2 separate regions of the Homo sapiens genome follow, and region 1 is linked to region 2. Evidence: read pairs that join two places in POLR2A ChIA-PET (ENCODE). Cell type or tissue: OCI-LY7. All regions are shown on one strand. Each heading gives the region's core, and the rest is flanking DNA. Links, peaks and the distances in the headings are about the cores only.

The links. ChIA-PET counts read pairs that join two places held together with the same protein. Peaks named below come from ENCODE experiments on the same cell type or tissue, not always from the same donor. Only the 100,000 strongest peaks of a DNase experiment are listed, where the experiment ranks them.
Region 1: POLR2A ChIA-PET joins it to region 2 with 6 read pairs; 2 of 35 experiments call an interaction of 5 or more read pairs at or near these places.

The regions. Positions count from the first base shown.
Region 1 is chr11:102,424,682-102,429,083 of GRCh38, forward strand. The region is part of intron 2 of TMEM123 (transmembrane protein 123); the gene reads right to left. Among named protein-coding and RNA genes, the nearest start is that of TMEM123, 26 kb to the right of the region's middle. RefSeq lists a silencer at 4,277-4,402. In OCI-LY7, for the core only: no CTCF peak of the experiment used is centred there; no DNase peak of the experiment used is centred there; H3K4me3 peaks cover 253 bases; H3K27ac peaks cover 893 bases.
Region 2 is chr11:102,614,865-102,619,266 of GRCh38, forward strand. It overlaps MMP20 (matrix metallopeptidase 20), which reads right to left. Exons shown (of 10, transcript NM_004771.4): 2 at 1,948-2,195. Among named protein-coding and RNA genes, the nearest start is that of MMP20, 8.3 kb to the right of the region's middle. RefSeq lists enhancers at 446-947, 948-1,447. In OCI-LY7, for the core only: no CTCF peak of the experiment used is centred there; no DNase peak of the experiment used is centred there.

The DNA of each region.
Region 1 (4,402 bases), core at 189-4,188, 190 kb before region 2:
TTGTCTCAAAAAAAAAAAGAAACTCAGTAAGCGAGGGGAGTCAGGGCACAGAAGACCCTGAGTTTCATTCTAAGAGTTCAAATTTGATTTATATAGATAAGACTATTTACCTGGCACAGAAAAGGGAGCGGGTCAAAGCTTGTAGATATGGGTCCTCAAGCCACTACAGCCAGAATGAATGTTCCCTCCAGAACACCCAATGCTGTACTGATTGCATGCTCACTGAGCAAGTTTTTCAGAAGCACACTCTTGGTCAAAGACAAAAATATGTTTTTATTTGGTGTTTCCAGGAAACACTAGAGGCAGAAAACCTGTTTGTTGAAAATACAGAAGCAAGAATGAAGAATATCCTAATTTGTATCCATTTCTATTCTCAAGATGATAGCATATGTGTCTAATATCTGTCAATCAAATACTTGTGATCTCCAAGCAGCACCCAGGAATATCAGAAAGAAACAGAGGCTTTTACGCCAACCAGTTCTGTGCTGAAATTGTGGCACAGTCATCTTCTGTGTAGCTCTTTTTTCATCTCTAAAATAGCTAAAATAACACTTAACTCATATGGTTATTGTATGGAATGTAAGAACAAGGATGAAACACCTTGAACAACAACGCTTGGCAACAGCATCATGCTCAACAGATGGTTACGGTCCACTGTTATGAACACGAGCAGTATCATTTTATAACAGGTTATGTGCAAATAATAAAGATGGTTGGCTTGGACCTTCTTTTGAGCATAGACCCATTTCCTTCCCCCTCACCACTGTTCATGTTGTGTCCTCCAATGATACTGATAAAAAGCATTGTCTGTTTTTCGTTTGTCCATCTATCAATGCCACATCCACTCAGACCTAGGTCAAGCACTGTTTCCTCCAGGATTGTTTTTTTTTTTTTCTTTTTTCTTTTTTTTTTTTTTTTTGAGGCAAGGTCTCACTCTGTTGCCCAGGCTAGAAGTGCAGTGGCATGGTTGCAGCTCACTGTAGCCTCAACCTCCCAGGCTCAGTTGATCCTCCCACTTCACCCACCCGAGAAGCTGAGGCTACAGGCATGTGCCACCACACCTAGCTAATTTTTGTATTTTTTGTGGAGACAGGTTTCCCCATGTTGTGCAGGCTGGTCTTAACTCCTGGAGTCAAGCAATCTGCCTCCCAAAGAGCTGGAATTACAGGCATGAGCCATTGTGCCCGGCCCTCGAGATTTTCCTAACTGAAAGTAAGCTCTCCCTCTTCTGAGTGCTCACTTACATTATCTGCACCTTTATTATTGTACTTAGCATACTGGCCTTTTACTATAGTTATTTTTGTTCTTATTAACTTTCCAATTAAATTTTAAGCACCTCATGGTGATATTTATGTCATGTCTCTGTAGCTCCCCCAGTACCTGGCACAGTGCCCAACACATAGAATGTACAAATGAACATTTGTTGAGTGGCTATAATGAAATATCAGTCTTAGGTAACAGAATTTCCTCTAAATATCAAAAGGAAGGTCAGCTGGATTTTGGCAGCTTTGCTTTTGAGTCTAAATAACCATAGTATCCTATCAGAACTCTTGACTTTGCCATTCCTGACCACTGTGTTTAGATCGTTCTTAACAATAATAACAGTTAACACATCCATAGCACTTATGTGCCAGGCACTGTTCTGAATGCTTACCTACATTAACTCATTTAATCCTCACAACAACTTTAGGAAGCAGTAATAGAAGGGAGCCGATGCAGACAGCACTTTTACGCCCGCATCACAATTCATTTCCCTCTATATTTATTATCTTTTTTTTTTTTTTTAAGTGATGGTGTCTCGCTCTGTCTCCCAGCCTGGAGTAGATGTGGGTCCTCAAGGAGAACTGCTTTGAGCTAACTAGTAGACTTACAAAGTGCTCATCGTAAAAGATTTTACAAACAAAACAAAAAGCTTAAAACCCTTGAGTGGAAAGTTATCTAAGAGCAATTTCTTTACAATAATTTTCCCTGCTTAAAGAGGCTGCTATGTAAGTTTTAGCTACTGCAAAGAAGTTAGAAAAATTACCTTTGACTTCAAAAAGTTTACAACCAAGTAAGGTATGCAAAGATCTTTGGTGTCCCTTTGTTGCTGCTGTTTAACAATGAAAGCAAATTTACTTACTAGAAGACAAAGATACAGATTGAATAAACTCATGGCTTAATGTTTTTAAAGTAGTTCCCCCCCCCCCCCCATTTATTGCTCAAAATCCACAACTGGCTATTCAGTTGATAAAAAGTTTTGTGTCTGGGTATATATATCAGTTATTTGAAGTTCTATAGTTGGGATATTGCCAAACCAAATTGAAGTTTTCTAACTATAAATGTATTACTGTCTATTACAGGAGAGAACTCTGAGATTAAGTTGCAGGGTTTTTTGTTTTGCGGGTTTTTTTTTTTTTGCTGGTTCTCTTTTTCACAATCTAGTCTGTGGCTGGAACACACTATACATATCTTTATCCTCCATATCTAGCTAGCTCACTGACAAACATTGTTGTTCAAACACAGTTGGCTTTTGTTTAGTTTCTTAAACAATACATGCCTTTTAATATCAAATGGCACCATGCAATCCTACCACACTTACATGAACTCGATCAGTCTTCAGTCTTAACTTGTTCCTTGAGCTTTTTGTTGACTGAATTTCACAAAAGAGGACCCAGGTCTCTGCTGAAGTAGCACATGCCCAAGGACTATGAGGAACAAGGGGAGAAGGCAGAAGTGGAAGAGAAGGCAGAAGTGGGAGAGAAGAAATAGGGAGGGTATAAATTCTTTTTTTTTTTTTTTTTTGGAGACAGAGTCTCACTCTGTCGCCCAGGCTGGAGTGCAGTGGCACAATCTCAGCTCACTGCAACAGGGAGGCTATAAATTCTACGGAAATGGCTGGGTGCGGTGGCTGATGTCTGTAATCCCAGCACTTCGGGAGGCTGAGGCAGGTGGATCACGAGGTCAGCATTTCGAGACCAGCCTGGCCAATACGGTGAAACCCTGTCTCTACTAAAAAACACACAAATTAGCCAGGCGTGGTGGTACACACCTGTAGTCCCAGCTACTAGGGAGGCTGAGGCAGGAGAATCACTGGAACCCGGGAGGCAGAGGTTGCAGTGAGCCGAGATCGCGCCACTGCACTCCAGCCTGGGCAACAGAGCAAGACTCTGTTTCAATTAAAAAAAAAAAAATTCTACAGAAATAGAATGAAAATGTAAACATTCTACCAGTTCATTTAGGAAGACAAAGAATATTTACTCTGAGATTCAGAAAAGAATATACATATCTTATAAAAATTATCACAATAATCTTCTGGCAAGACACTCTTCCTCAATGAGGATATAAACTTGCTGGAAGGAAAAATGAGATGCTGATAAAAAAAAGTGATTTAACCAGGCCATGCATGGAGTCTAGAGAGGTCTGAATTGTCCCTTCCTCACCCTTCCTGGGAGTGTGAGTCTATCGTTATTTACTATTAGCTAAGAAGAAAAAAACAAGAGTACATTAATTTAAAAGGTTTTTCTTAGTTTAGGATGTTGATATTTCAGATCTAACTTCAATTTTTTATCCTGAATATATTATTACGTTACTACTGCAATATAATCTTAACCTATATTCTTCACAATTTAAAAAAAGTCATTTTATTTTATTTTTTTGAGATGGAGTCTCACTCTGTCACCCAGGCTGGAGTACAGTGGCACAATCTCAGCTCACTGCAACCTCCACCTCCAGGGTTTAAGCAATTCTCCTGCCTCAGCCTCCCAAGTAGCTGGGATTACAGGTGCCTGCCACCACACCCAGCTTTTTTTTTTTTTTATTTTTTAGTAGAGACGGGGTTTTGCCATGTTGGCCAGGCTGCTCTCGAACTCCTGACCCCAGGTGATCCACCCAGCTTGGCCTCGCAAAGTGCTGGGATTACAGGTGTAAGCCAGTGTGCCCGGCCCCCCCAAAAAAAAAAAGTCATTTTAAAGAAGTGTTTTTTCCCCTAGATTACTTTATCCCATATCACAAATTAAATGGCCATCTGGACAATTACTTTATAAAGCTAACTGAAAAAGATATTCTGAGATCCTCAGGAAATGATCCATCTCCAATTTAAGTGGTACATTTTTGCTGCAGCTCATCAAGAATAGGCTATAACTCTGACAAGAGCAGATGTTTCTGAAGAGAAAGGAGACTAGTAACTACTGGCCACCAAGTCTGGCCAGGGAAAATCATTACCACTGACTGTGGCTATGTGGCCAGTAGAATGAACATCTGTTCTTTTTTCCCTGCCCAGCTCCTGTTCCACTCTTCCTTCAGGCAAACACCCTTCGCTCACCCCCTGGGGTCTGGAGGGACTACGAGTGGGTAGGCACGAGATTCAAACCAGGTCAATCAGCCTCTCGCAGGAGTCTGAAATGTGAGTAGAATACACCAG
Region 2 (4,402 bases), core at 261-4,260:
TATGGCTAATTCAAGCTACCAACTTACCATCACTGAATGCCAGGTTGTGAAGAGATGAGCATGAATGAACCACTCAGATTATACAGATGTACATAGCCTCATGAACAGAGAAAATAATAAAATGTAGTGAAATAAGAGGCAATATGTTATTACCTTTATTTTTAATATAATTTAATATAATTTATTATATTAATGTAATTATTTAATATAATGTATTTAATATAATTTAATGTAATTTATTAAATAATTATACCTATTAAATAATATAACATATAATAATAAATAACGTATTTTATTTATTATTATAAAATAATGTTTTAATAATATATTATTAATAAATAGTATTTTATTTATTACTACAAAAATATATTTTAATAATAAATATAAATATGAAATAATATACTTATTTAATATAATTTATTTAATATAATATAATTTAATTTATTTAATGTAATGTAATATGATTTATTTAATAGTAAATTTACATAATTTAACAATGGCTGTCTTAGCAACCAGCTCACAAAATTCTTGGGAGCTTAACAAGTGGCTGCAAAATTCCTGACATTTTAAGGATTGGCTTCTGTGAGCTATTAGGCGGCAGCTCTACCATACCACTGCTTAGACTATTGCACGAGTCCAGCCTTTCCCCATCTCCAGTTATCATCTAGATGTGCTCATCCTAAAAGGGAAATCTGATCCTGGTCCTGGCCTGGCTCTCCACCGCCCTGGGGATAAAGTCCAAACTCCTTGACATCACGCTCTAGTTGCCCTTCAGGCTGCCCCTCCAGCTCATTTCCTGCCATTGCCCTTCCTGCACCCTCTGCTGCAGCCGCATGCACTAGGCACTTGTGGTGGGAATGCTGCCCATCAACATGCCAGTCTGTCCACTCTCTGCTGCTATATGCTTGGTCTGGTTTTCTCCTTAGAAAACTCCTTACATGTGCAAGGCCTGGGGCAGGACCACAAAGAGTGGAGTCCACTCTTCTTTTCTGACCTGCACCCATCTGTCATGCATGAGGCCCACGCAGGCAGGCACCATCCACCCCTACCTCAGGCTGAGGGGCAGGTACCATACATAGTTTGCCCTTGGTTGGACCAACCTGGGGAGGAAGTCTGCGCTGGCTCCCAGAATCAGGTCTGGCTGTGGGAGAGGGAATTCCAGACTCCGTACCCTGAGCACAGCAGGGAGGGACAGAGGTTCTGGTTGGGTGTGTCCCCTTGGTTTATAAGGGATGAAGCCAGAGGATTAGGGGAGGGAAGAAAGAGGGCAGGGAAGGAGTGAGGGGAGCTTGGGGCTAAGAGTGGAACTGCTTCTGCTTTGCCTTCGAATCAGGCTCAGATGTTACTGCTGGTCCCTGGGCCACTTGGTAGCTCTGTCCATGTGAACTGTGGTCCCACAGTTCACTGCTTAGAGCTATGCTTTTGCACTTTTCACACAGAGCTACAGCTGTCTGTTTGCATGTCTGTCTCTCCTTAAAGGACTGTGAGTTCCCTAAGGTCAAGAAAGTTGACCTGTTCACCTTTATAACCCTCAAATGGAATGCATTTCTTGAATCATCAATAAAAGATTTTTGGAATCAATGAAATAAATTACTTTATTAGTAGGTTATTTTTTTCTTTCTCATTAAGCAGGTTGTTTTAAGAAAACTGGTTTGTACTGCCAGGTCATTAATCCTAGACTAGATTAAAGATAATTGTGTTGTTTCTAGCTGGTAAAATTGTTTGGAATGCCTAAAATAGCCAGTCATTATGATAATCCTAAAACCGTATTTTCTGGTGAATTGCCCATTGTCATTGCCTGACGGATGGATGTAAAAAGTTCTTATTCTTATGGTTGTGAGGTGTCAGGATTTTTATACGGATGAGAAGGAAAATATTTTTTCAAGAAAAGGGAAAAAGAGAGAGGTGGTGTTTTTCTCTGAATTTGGAAAGACTTGATCTCATTACCTGTATGTCAAAGTATTTTTTTTCCATTTGGGTTCACCAGGGAAGAGGCGATAATTGGCCACATCAGGAACTCCACAGCGAGGCTTCTTGATCACGTTCATTGTGGTCTGGTCTAACTTCCCGGTGACTTGGAGGCCAAAGAACGCTTGTAGCTCCTTAATCTTCCTTATCATGGAATTGCTTCCTCTTGCAACCATCTCACCAATCTGGTGTCCTTCTTTATTTGTGTAATATTTGTCAAGATACGCCTGAAATGGAGAGGCAGGCTGACGCGTCTACAGCGTAGTCTGGGAAATACTCATGCTCAGGTAAGGCAGGGGACAGCATTCCTGATGTATTAAAAGCAGTGTGTAGAGTATTTTCCCATTTATGAAAAAAGTAGACATATTTGTTTACATAAAGCTTAGCTATACTCCAAATTATTAACGATGATTGGTTTTGGGTAGTGGGGATTATAGATTATTTAATTATTTCCTTTTGTCCACCTGCATTTTATAGTTTTTCTACAATGCAATGAATATAACAAATACGCCTTTTTGCTTCTAATTTTTTTAAAAGAAAAAAATTCAGGGAAGGAAGCTGATGTGAACATTATTTCCATGGATCACTTATTTGTCACTGAAGTTCTTTACCCAATTTGCAAAACAAAGGCTATCTGGTTTCTTTGGTAAACAGTTATTGGTATCATCTTTCCATTGTACATAATGCAAGATCAGTATGCTTTTAACTCTTAAAGGCATTGTATTCCAGCCTCTCACACTTTACAAAGGCAGAGGGTCCACCTTTTTTTCAGCTGAGGATTTTAATGAGTTCAGATGTGTTTAGTATGTGGGCTGGATTTTGTTTCCATGAGACAACTTTCCTAGGCAAGGCTCTTTGTCTCTTGAAGCAAATAAAATAAGCCATAAATTATAAGGCTTTCATTTGCACAAAAAGACATAAAGCCCCTCAGTATATATTGTTCAAAACACTTTTCTATGACTCAGGGCTGGGATTAGGGTAAAACGAGTGATGCAGGGGCATGCAAATACAGGGTTGAGGCCTGCCTTTGGCTCAGGAATTTCACCTACTCAGCTGATTTTAGGAAAATAACCAAAGAGCAGCTAAGGGTTCAGTCCTCCTTTCATGTCCATGGGGGAATTGGTCCCAGGACCTCTCTCAGATACCTAAATCCACAGATGCTCAAGTCTCTGATATAAAATGGCATAATATTTGCATACAACTTAAGTACAGCCTCCTGTATGCTTTAAATCATCTCTAAATTACTTATAATATGTACTATAATATAAATGCTATGTAAATAGTTGTTATACTGTATTGTTTAGGGAAAAGCTACAAAAAAAATGTCTGTTTTGAACATGTCTTCCCTGAAACAGATGCAACCGTCGATTTTTTCCTGAATATTTTCAATCCACAATTGTTTGATTCCATGTGTACAGATCCCATGGATACAGAGCACTGATTGTATTTAATTATATACAATTTTATATTTATATAGTATAGACATGTTTATTTATTAGATATAAATTACATATTATTAGCCTATATATTAACCATATATTACCACATATAAACTATGCAAATTGTTTACTTACATATTATACACACATATTTTTAACATATATATAAAGATAATAAGTAATTGGGAGTAACCTTAATGTCTGATGTCAGGGGATTTATTATATATATTATCCTATATTTATATGAGACAGTACTAGGCCTCTACTAAGATCAGTTTTGAAAAATAAATATTTAATGGTATGAAAGAATGCTCTTTATGTAATGGCAATATACTGAGAAAAGAAGAGGAGAAATCTTTATAAGGTTATAATAATAATTTTCTGAATAAATCATACATATACACGCATATACACACACGCACACACATACAATAATAAAAGGAAGTCTGCCTGAATATTAATGTTGATTATGTCTGGGTAATGAAATTACAGATGACTTAATTTATTCTTTATTCCTTCCTATATTCCAAAAGTTTTTACAATGAGCATGAACCATTACTGCTGGGGAAAAAATAAAAAGGAGTAAGTATCACTCATGTTTGGAGAGGGTACGCTATTTTTTCACTGCAGGATCAGCTGATCCTTTACTCCCTGCCCTTCCTGTGAGAGAAGATCGCTTTCCCCATTGTTGTCCCTTGTAAAAACCTTAGGTGAGATGAGAAGCCAAGAGGAGGAAAAGGGAGAGGGAACATGGGGTGCCCAGGCTCTGAAACCTAGCCTAGGTGTTCTGAAACAAAGCTGCGACTATTTGGTTCCATTCCGTCTCTAGTTAGACCACCTTAAGTATTGATGTTTCTCATCTTTTTTTTTTTGCAAATGAGGTTGATGGGATGAATTGTTCCTGTCTGTGCAAGTTGATGCTGTGATAATGCAATGCTTGTGGTAATGTCTGAATTATACTCCTCAGGGTTAAGCTCCATGTATAAGACCAGGTC